Regions from separate parts of the Homo sapiens genome. Here region 2 is linked to region 1. Evidence: read pairs that join two places in POLR2A ChIA-PET (ENCODE). Cell type or tissue: Panc1. All regions are shown on one strand.

The links. ChIA-PET counts read pairs that join two places held together with the same protein. Peaks named below come from ENCODE experiments on the same cell type or tissue, not always from the same donor. Only the 100,000 strongest peaks of a DNase experiment are listed, where the experiment ranks them.
Region 2: POLR2A ChIA-PET joins it to region 1 with 10 read pairs; 1 of 35 experiments calls an interaction of 5 or more read pairs at or near these places.

The regions. Positions count from the first base shown.
Region 1 is chr6:139,626,561-139,631,560 of GRCh38, forward strand. No RefSeq gene overlaps it. Among named protein-coding and RNA genes, the nearest start is that of FILNC1, 140 kb to the right of the region's middle. In Panc1, no CTCF peak of the experiment used is centred here; no DNase peak of the experiment used is centred here; H3K27ac peaks cover 2,118 bases.
Region 2 is chr6:140,374,145-140,379,144 of GRCh38, forward strand. No RefSeq gene overlaps it. Among named protein-coding and RNA genes, the nearest start is that of MIR3668, 170 kb to the left of the region's middle. RefSeq lists an enhancer at 78-919. In Panc1, no CTCF peak of the experiment used is centred here; no DNase peak of the experiment used is centred here; H3K27ac peaks cover 206 bases.

The DNA of each region.
Region 1 (5,000 bases):
CCTTTGGCAAGAAAAGAAAGATGGGCTGAACTCCCAACACTTGGCGAAATATCCCCTTTCCTGAAAGTGTTGGGTGGAGGGTGGGGGTGCTGGAAGAATCTGTCCTCAGTATGTATCCTGTTCTATCCTACACACTTTCAATCAATAGTGCCACCGTGTTGGGTCAGGTTCCAAGCTCTCCCTCTCCTTGCCTTTCTATGACCAGTGACCTGTGCACTTGCCCTGATAGCTTTCTCTTTATAAAGCTGACTTTAAAACTGACAACAAAAGTAGCAGTTAACAGTTACACAAGAGGAGATGAGGAAACCTCAGGCTGGTGACTGTGTTTGTTCATCAACTGACATTTGGGTGCCTTCTGAAGAAGCAAAGAAACAGCAGGGCACAGTGTAATTTGAACGAGAGAGACAAGGTGCTGGTCAAAGCAAGAAAATCCTAACTGGGGTGGAACGAAGTGTGGGAAACTCTCTCTAGAATTTCACTGATTAACCATTGATAAAATAACAGAAGTCTATTTTTCCCCTCTCAGGGCCCCTTTTATTCACATGCTGAATGTGAAAAGTAAGACATCCAACTTACCTAAGCTTTACACTGTGCTAATTGTGTATGAGAGACTGTCATTTGAGAGTGTAGCCTCAAATCTCTTTTCTGAAGGACTTGGTGCAGAGCACATGCCCTGTCACCTCCTCTCTCCTTTGAGGGGGTGCTGATGAGCACAACAGTTGATTCTTTCATCCTTACTGTTTGTTTTTCAGGAGGTATGTGGCATTTGTTTTTTGGTCTCACCTTCCTCAACTCCTGTACCAGCAGGATTCCTCCCCTTCCATTCTCTTCAGGAGGCATATTTCCATGTCAAAGACCTCTCTGGAGAGAAAGCCTCTTTTTCTTCCACCCTCTGCCTTGTTTTTGCCCGAATCACCTTAACTCCCTCCTTCCCAGCCCTGTTCCACAATAACCATGGCAAGGAACAAAACATGATTTAGAAATCGAATCCCCAGAAAAAGCCAGCTTTATTCTATGAGGGATAAGAGCAGTTAAATTGCCCTAAAAAAAAAATCAAGTTGTTGTAAGAAGGAATGATTGCTATCTCTTGCTGTAAACATAGAAATAAGAATTATTCTTTGGTGAAACTGTAGATTTTCCTTAGGAAAAATGGAAATGCCGAGACCACTACACACAGCTGGGTAAATTCATGGCAGGCTAATAGAAGAATTTATATGGGGGGAGTGAGCATACTTTAACTTGTCTTCTATCTATAGACAGTCTCCTGATATCCTCATCCAATAGGATGAATGGGTAATTGAAGTGGACACAAAGAAGGCTCTTCTATTCCGTGTTCCTGTTCTTCTAGGGTTGGGGAACCTTGGAACTTATTCCTACTCTTGCACTTTGGGAAGATCTTGGGAACCCAAATCCATTTATTCCCTGTAAATTGTGCCAAGATCAGAAGGCAGTCATGAAAGGGCTTCATTTGGGAGTGGTTTTTGGTGGTTTCGCTCAATGCTGTTTGAACCCAACTAAGGCATTTTCCTCAAGCCATCAAAAGCCCAAGAAATCTTCTGCACTAACCACCCATTCATAAGGAACTCAAGCTTATTAGCTCTTATCTGGTACCAGAATACATACCCCATTGGTCTTTGGATGACAGCCCTCTGGGCTCCCCACAGTAAAAGGTAGTCTTAGAACCAGAGGAAAAATCAAAGTCTCCTGGATCCTATGTATTTCTCATGTCCTAGGACTTGCCCCCTCTCCTCCTATGCTGGAGTTGCTTGAGTTATACAGAAACACTGGACAAAAAGCCTGCTCTCTTCTTTCCCTAGATAGTTCACAAAATATTCCTTTAGTTTGCAATGCTCTTCCCCTTTTTGATGCTGGCTGACTTCCACTTGGCTGACTCTTACATCCAATTAATTCTGAAGCCTTTGAAAACTCTGTTAGATGTTCTTCCTATATAATGTCACAACTGGCAGAATGAACAAATAAAACAATCATTGGGAAGAAATAAAAGCGTCACAAAACCTTCCAATTCCTTGCACTTTACCTCTTTTTTATGTGGTACTTGGTTGCACTAATGACCTCTTCTCTTTTATTCTAGAAAATGTTGACCTGTGTCTCTCTCTGAAACCAGAAAGAGCACAGTCCTAAAAGTAATGAGTAGCGGGACTCATTTAATATCTTTTATGTATAATGGGAAATTCAGGAAACACAGGAAGTATTTTCACTGGAGAGGTCAACCTGGAACATTCATTTCCAAAGTTACCTAAAGATTATACAGAAGTAGACACAACTTTGGTTTTCAGATAGCTTACCATCAAGTACTCGGATAAAGCACTAATATTACTTTTCTATTGTTGTTACAAATTACCACAACTTTAGTGGTTTAAAACAACACAAATGTATTAGCTTATAGTTCTGTAATTCAGAGGTTTGGGCATGGTTCAACCTTGTTCTCTGCTCAGGGTCTCACATTCAAGTATTAGTTGAGCTGAGTTCTTTTTTCTTTATTATTTTTATTTTTAATTTTTGGTGGTGCACAGGAGGTGTATGTATTTATGGGTTACATGAGATATTTTGATACAGGCATGCAATGAGTAATAACCAAATAAGGGTGAATGGTATATCCATTCCCTCAAGCATTTACTCTTCGTGTTACAAACAATCCAATTACACTCTTTCAGTTATTAAAAAATGTACAATTAAATTATTTTTGACTATAGTCACCCTGTTGTGCAAGGAAATACTACGTCTTATTCATTCTATATAACTATATTTTTGTACCCGTGAACTCTCCCTAGTTCCTCCCCACCCTCCCCAGCCTCTAGTAAGCAACCTTCTACTTTCTATCTCCATGAGTTAAATTATTTAAATTTTTAGCTCACACAAATAAGTGAGAACATGTGAAGTCTGTCTTTCTGCGTTTGGCTTATTTCACTTAACATAATGACCTCCAGTTCCATCTGTGTTGTTGCAAATGACAGGATCTCATTCTTTTACAGCTGGAGTAGTGTTCTATTGTGAATATGTACCACATTTTATTTATCCATTCATCTGTTGATGGACACTTAGGTTGTTTCCAAATCTTGACTAATGTGAACAGTGTTGCAAAAACATGGGAGTGCATATATCTCTTTAATACGCTGATTTCTTTTCTTTTGGGTATATACTGAGGAGTGGGATTGCTGGATCATAAGATAGCTCTATTTTTAGTTTTTTGAGGAGCCTCTGAGTTGTTCTCTATTGTGGTTGTACTATTTTACACTCCCATGAACAGTATATGAGGTTTCCCTTTTCTCCACAACGTAGCCAGCATTCATTATTGCCTGTGTTTTTGATAAAAGCCATTTTAACTCGGGCGAGATATCTCATTGTAGTTTTGATTTGCATTTCTCTGATGATCAATGATGTCGAGCCCCTTTTCATATACTTGTTTACCATTTGTATGTGTTCTTTTGAGCAATGACTATTCAGATCTTTTGCCCATTTTTAATTGGATCATTAGATTTTTTTCCTACACAGTTGTTTGAGCTCTTTATATATTCTGGTTATTAATTCCTTGTCAGATGGGTGATTTTAAAATATTTTCTCCCATTCTGGGGTTTGTCTCTTCACTTTGTTGATTGTATACTTTGTTGTGCAGAAGCTTTTTAATGTGATGTGATCCCATTTGTCCATTTTTGCTTTGGTTGCTTGTGCTTATGGAGTATTGCTCAAGAAATCTTTGCCAAATCTAATGTCTTAGACGTTTTCCCCAATGTTTTCTTGTAGTAGTTTCATAGTTTTAGGTCTTACATTTAAGTCTTTAATCCACTCTGATTTGATTTTTGTATATGGAGAGAGGTAGGGAAATAGTTTCATTCTTCTGCATATAGATATCTAATTTCCAGCATCATTTATTGAAGACTGTCCTTTCCCAATGTGTGTTCTTAGTACCTTTGTCAAATATGAGTTCACTGGGCCGGGCGCGGTGGCTCACGCCTGTAATCCCCGCACTTTGGAAGGCCGAGGCAGGCGGATCACGAGGTCAGGAGCTTGAGACCAGCCTGGCCAACATGGTGAAACTCCATCTCTTCTGAAAATACAAAAATTAGCTGGGCATGGTGGTGGGTTCCTGTAATCCCAGCTACTTGGGAGGCTGAAGCAGGAGAATCGCTTGAACCCGGGAGACAAGAGGTTACAGTGAGCCAAGATCGCGCCAGTGCACTCCAGCTCGGGCAACAGGAGCAAAACTCCGTCTCAAAAAAAAAAAAAAAAAGGAGTTCACTGTAGATGTATGAATATATTTCTGGGTTCTCTATTCTGTTCCACTAATCCGTGTGTCTTGTTTTTATGCAAGCACTGTACTGTTTTGGTTACTATAGCTCTGTAGTATAATTTGAAGTCAGGTAATGTGATTCCTCCAGTTTTTTTCTGTTTGCTTAGGATAGCTTTGGCTATTCTGGATCTTTTGTGGTTATGTATAAATATTAGGACTGCTTTTTCTATTTATGTGAAGAATGTCATTGGTATTTTCATAGGGATTGCATTAAATGTATAAATTACTTTGTGTAGTATGGACATTTAAACAATATTGATTCTTCCAATCCATGAACATAGAATATCTTTCCTTTTTTTGTGTGTCTTCTTTTTTTGCATCAATGTTTTATAGCTTTCATTGTAGAGATCTTTCACTTCTTTGGCATTTTATTTTATTTTATTTGTACCTATTGTAAATGGGATTCCTTTCTTGATTTCTTTTTAAGTTTATTTTCTCTTGGCATATAGAAATGCTACTGATTTTTGTATGTTGATTTTGTATCCTGCAATTTTACTGAATTTGTTTATCAGTTCTAATAGTTTTTTGGTAGAATTTTTAGGTTTTTCCCAAGCATAAGATTATATCATCTGCAAACAAGGATAATTTGAATTTTTCCTTTCCAGTTTGGATGCCCTTTATTTATTTTTTGTGCCTGATTGCTCTAGCTAGGATTTCCAGTACTATGTTGAATAACAGTGGTGAAAGTGGG
Region 2 (5,000 bases), 750 kb after region 1:
GGGATGGCGGCCGGGAAGAGGTGCTCCTCTTCCCAGACTGGGCGGCTGGGCAGAGGGGCTCCTCACATCCCAGACGATGGGCAGCCAGGCAGAGACGCTCCTCAGTTCCCAGACGGGGTGGCGGCTGGGCAGAGGCTGCAATCTCGGCACTTTGGGAGTTCAAGGCAGGCGGCTAGGAGGTGGAGGTTGTAGCGAGCCATGATCACGCCACTGTACTCCAGCCTGGGCAACATTGAGCACTGAGTGAATGAGACTCCGTCTGCAATCCCGGCACCTCTGGAGGCCGAGGCTGGCAGATCACTCGCGGTTAGGAGCTGGAGACCAGCCCAGCCAACACAGCAAAACCCCGTCTCCACCAAAAAAATATGAAAACCAGTCAGGCGTGGCGGCGCGCGCCTGCAATCCCAGGCACTCGGCAGGCTGAGGCAGGAGAATCAGGCAGGGAGGTTGCAGTGAGCTGAGATGGTGGCAGTACAGTCCAGCTTCGGCTCGGCATCAGAGGGAGACCGTGGAGAGAGAGGGAGAGGGAGACCGTGGGGAGAGGGAGACCGTGGGGAGAGGGAGAGGGAGACCGTGGGGAGAGGGAGAGGGAGACCGTGGGGAGAGGGAGAGGGAGACCGTGGGGAGAGGGAGAGGGAGAGGGAGACCGTGGGGAGAGGGAGAGGGAGAAGGAGAGGGAGACCGTGGGGAGAGGGAGAGGGAGAGCAAGAATTTTTTTCTACCTGTAAAAATATAGCATTAAATTCTTCAATATACATTTCGGCTTCATTTGTGAAGGGCCTGATTTTGTGATTGAGTTGTGTAGAATAAGTACATAAATGTGCAGACAGGATAGTACAGAAAAGAAAACATGGCCTGATTCATCATAGAATTGCCTTTTAATTCCTGGAAGTCAGGGGGAGCTAGTATTGAAAATGTGGGGAAATGGTGTGTCTTTTCACATGAAAGTTCTCACACATGTGGAGATAGTATTTATCTATTCAACGCCCCTCTGAACGCAAAACTTAGAAAAAAAGTTACATAGTACAGCTAATAGCACAGCTCTGCCTCTTGCTCTCTCTAGATCTTTTTTATTTTTGGTAGGGAGCTAGCAGAGGTTGTGCGACAGTCAACAAAGTATTTCTTGACAGATGTGGTGGGGAGGGGATTTGGGAAAGGGGTGTGGGTTGGAAGGATACCTATCCAGGTACTGTGCTCACTACCTGGGTTGGAAGGATACCTGTCCAGGTACTTGCTCACTACCTGGGTTGGAAGTGTACCTATCCAGGTACTGTGCTCACTACCTTGGTAACAGGATCATTTGCAACCAAGCCCCAACAACACGCAATTTACCCACGCAAAAAACCTGTACACGTGTCCTTTGAACCTAAAATAAATGTAGAAAAACAAGAAACTGAAAAAAATAAAATTATTCTACACCATTATTGACCAAAGAAAATGAAATAGATATAGGTTATTTAATTTTTAAAATACTGACATTTATAAAAATTATTCTCAATTTTTTTCAACTTGAAATGCTGCAGGTAATATTCATAAGTCTGCCTTTTATATATTTCTATCTCAATGAAAGAGTAACTTTTATGTTACTGTTAAAACAACAATATTAGAATACACAAATTTAAATAATAATATGTATAGATTCATAGCAGATGTCCACTGCTCTATGACTTTGCCTTGAATGCATAATTCTAGCTTTTAAATCATTAAAGAAAACAATGAAATAGGCATCATTGTAGCTCTTGTGAAATGTAAATGTAGATCTACTCTTTATCTCTTCTTTGTCCATCATTTTCTTCTTTTTCATTTACATATCATCTATAATATCCATTCTATAAAAATGAAAATAAGAACAGGATGAAGACTCATAATATCTTAATAGCTGATAATCTGAGTTGCTAACATCATAGGCTATGGTATGATGAAATTTGTATAGGTCCTTGTAAATTCCATCTCCATGGTATTACACTGAAGTAAACATATAAAAAGCGAGTGAAAGTGGCATTATTTATTATTCTGGAGATAAACTCTAATCTCTTTTAATTTAGACATTTTAAAAGACATATATGTTTTTAGTCATATGTGCATTTCTTAGGACCCATTTCTTTAGTAAGAGCTTTTAAAATTTACTCTTTCAAAATTCTTATGGATTTTTTGTATTATTTTACCAAAGTTTAAAGGCATGAATGTATTACTATCAGACCTAGATGGCACAAACCCTAACAAACCTCCCTCCCAAACCAAACCAAACCAAACCAAACCATTTTCCTTTTCCTTCCTTCCTTCCTTCTTCTCTCCCTTGTTTCCTCCCTCCCTCCCTCCCTCTAGCCCTCTCTTCCTCCCTTCCTTTCTCTTTCTTTCTCCCCCCCCTTTCTCCTTCCCTCCCTTCCTTCCTTCCTTCTTTCCTTCTTCTCTCCCTTGTTTCCTCCCTCCCTCCCTCTAGCCCTCTCTTCCTCCCTTCCTTTCTCTTTCTCCCCCTCCCTCCCTCCCTCCCTCCCTTCCTCCCTTCCTTCCTTCCTTCTTTGGCTTATAAAGCCAAAGCAAAGATAGTAAAATTTCATAAAAATAAGATAAAAGAAACAATGACTTTGTACAACTTATATAGGGACCTGGAAAGGGGTATTAATTTTGGGATAGGTAAAATTATTCAATGTCATATTATTTGATCAAAGTAATTAACTGACAAAACTAGTGTCCAATGATATAAGTATCCTAAAATTTTTTGAACTATATTTTCACCGCTTTTTTATATATTTCTACAATTCCTATCAAGAAGTCCAGCAAAGCATTGACATTAAATCTTCATACTGAGCATAATCAAATTTGCTTTTTTTATTATACACGAAATATTAGATGATAAACTATTGTTAAAATAACAGTGACAGTAGCAATTATTATCGTATTACATATTTGTTAATTCTTAAAAATTTATATTTTTAAAAAGCAGATTGTTTTACATTTTCTTATGTTATCTGAACACGACCACTGTTTCTTTCAACCTAAATCACTCCCTTCCCTCTAATAATCCACATCATAATTCTCATTAATATGTGTTCTTATGATCCTCAATTTTCATATAGTCATATACAGATAGACATATGTATAATATACTTTTCACATACACGAATACATATTTTTCTTCTTTTAATGCTAAAAATAAGATATTATTTTAAGAAATATTATCCTACTTTTCTACATCTTGGCTTCCTTACTCAACAATATCATATTGAAATGCTGATATATTGAATCTAATATGTTCCAATTAATATATTTTCATGTCTGTATAATATTATGTTTAGATATGTTTCTAAACATATCTAGTGATCATATTAGTGATTCCTCAAAGTGAGTGAAAACATTTATTTGCCCCTTATTTATTATAAATTATATTGTGATACACATCTTTGGTATACACAATTTTACATACTTGGTTTTATTATTACGAGATGTACCCACAGTTGCACAATTGCTCTGTTGAAAGCATATGGAATAATTAATTTTAATGGATTCTGGTACAGTCTTAAACATATCACTTACCAATACATCTTCACATCCCAACCAACAATAAGTATGTTTGTACTTCTTTCTAAATTTTTGCTAGTTAAATGGATATAAATAAAGTAGGTATTAGATTTTTCATTGTTAGTTTATATTTGTCTTATAGATCTAAATTCACAGTCTATAAAATGTATCATAAATGTGTTTTTCAAATTCAGCTGTTGTCTGTTGACTTTATTTAATGTAACTTTTGGTGTAAAATTTTAAAAATCTGCTTCCCGGACATAATCTTCTGGATTTTCTTTATTAGTTGAAAATACATAACCTTTATCTAAGTTGTATGTACTTCCCATAAAATGTCTTACAATTTTTTTCTATATAAAAAAGCAGATGTTAAGACTGCTTCCCAAATTTGTATTTATTATGCTATGGTATAAATCTGAATAAATCCTTAACCTGTTTAGTCTTAGTTTCATTATTTGTAAAATAGAGATGATGATAAATATCTCAATGTTATTATAAAAATCAGTTTTATTTAAAGATCAAATGTTATAATATATGTAAATAAATCACATGGTAGACTGTAAACACTACTATATAAATGTCAATTATTTTAATAAAGTAACAGGAAAAATATAAAAAATCATAAATAATTTTAAAGTATGTTTTTCAACTTTTATGCAGAAACCATGAAATTATAGTATAATTTTAGAAGACATTTTAGTCCCTAATATATTTCCTGATAAACCTGGATTTTTCTGCATAAGGATTTATGTTTTGTTTGAGTTGTTACAAAGTTATAACTTTAAAATCTAGTTTACTTTGTATAAATTTATTATCTCATTTAAAAATATTCTAGGTCGCTTCAGTGTTCTCAGGCAGTGGTAAATGAGTTAATGATATATTTGCTTAAGAAGAATTTCCTGTTTTCTGTTTTGGATACTTTGCTTTTTTGCAGTTTGCCTCTAATTTTATGAGAAAGTTGCATGGGGAAAAATGTGACAGTATAAGGCTATGCACAAAAATACCTTTGGAATAAACTATCTATCTTTAAATAATTAAAATTTGTATTCAGGAAGCAAATATTTAAGAGGAGAGTCAAGCATAGTTTGTTTGAATTAATAAAAAGATCAATGCTTCTAGTCATAAAACCAGCAACACCCCCTCTGTTACTTCATTCATGTTTTCTTATTGACTGATCAAAATCAGCCAAGGAAATCTATTACAAATAATCTTGTGGTGAAGTTTTTGTCTTCTTAGGGTGGGAATTATAATTTGGCATTCATCTATTCGATTTTGGAATACCTCCCCTCCTGCCTGATATACCCAGAGATCAAATTCCTATATAAACTCTTAAAACCCCCTTATCCAGACACATGCTATTTCCTTGGCCTGGATTTTTCTTTCCTGCCCTGCTTTGCTTAAACATTCTTATTCTTTTTTTTTTCCTTCTGATCCCTACTGTAACATCAGCTTCTACATGACATCTTCAGAAGTTTTCTACC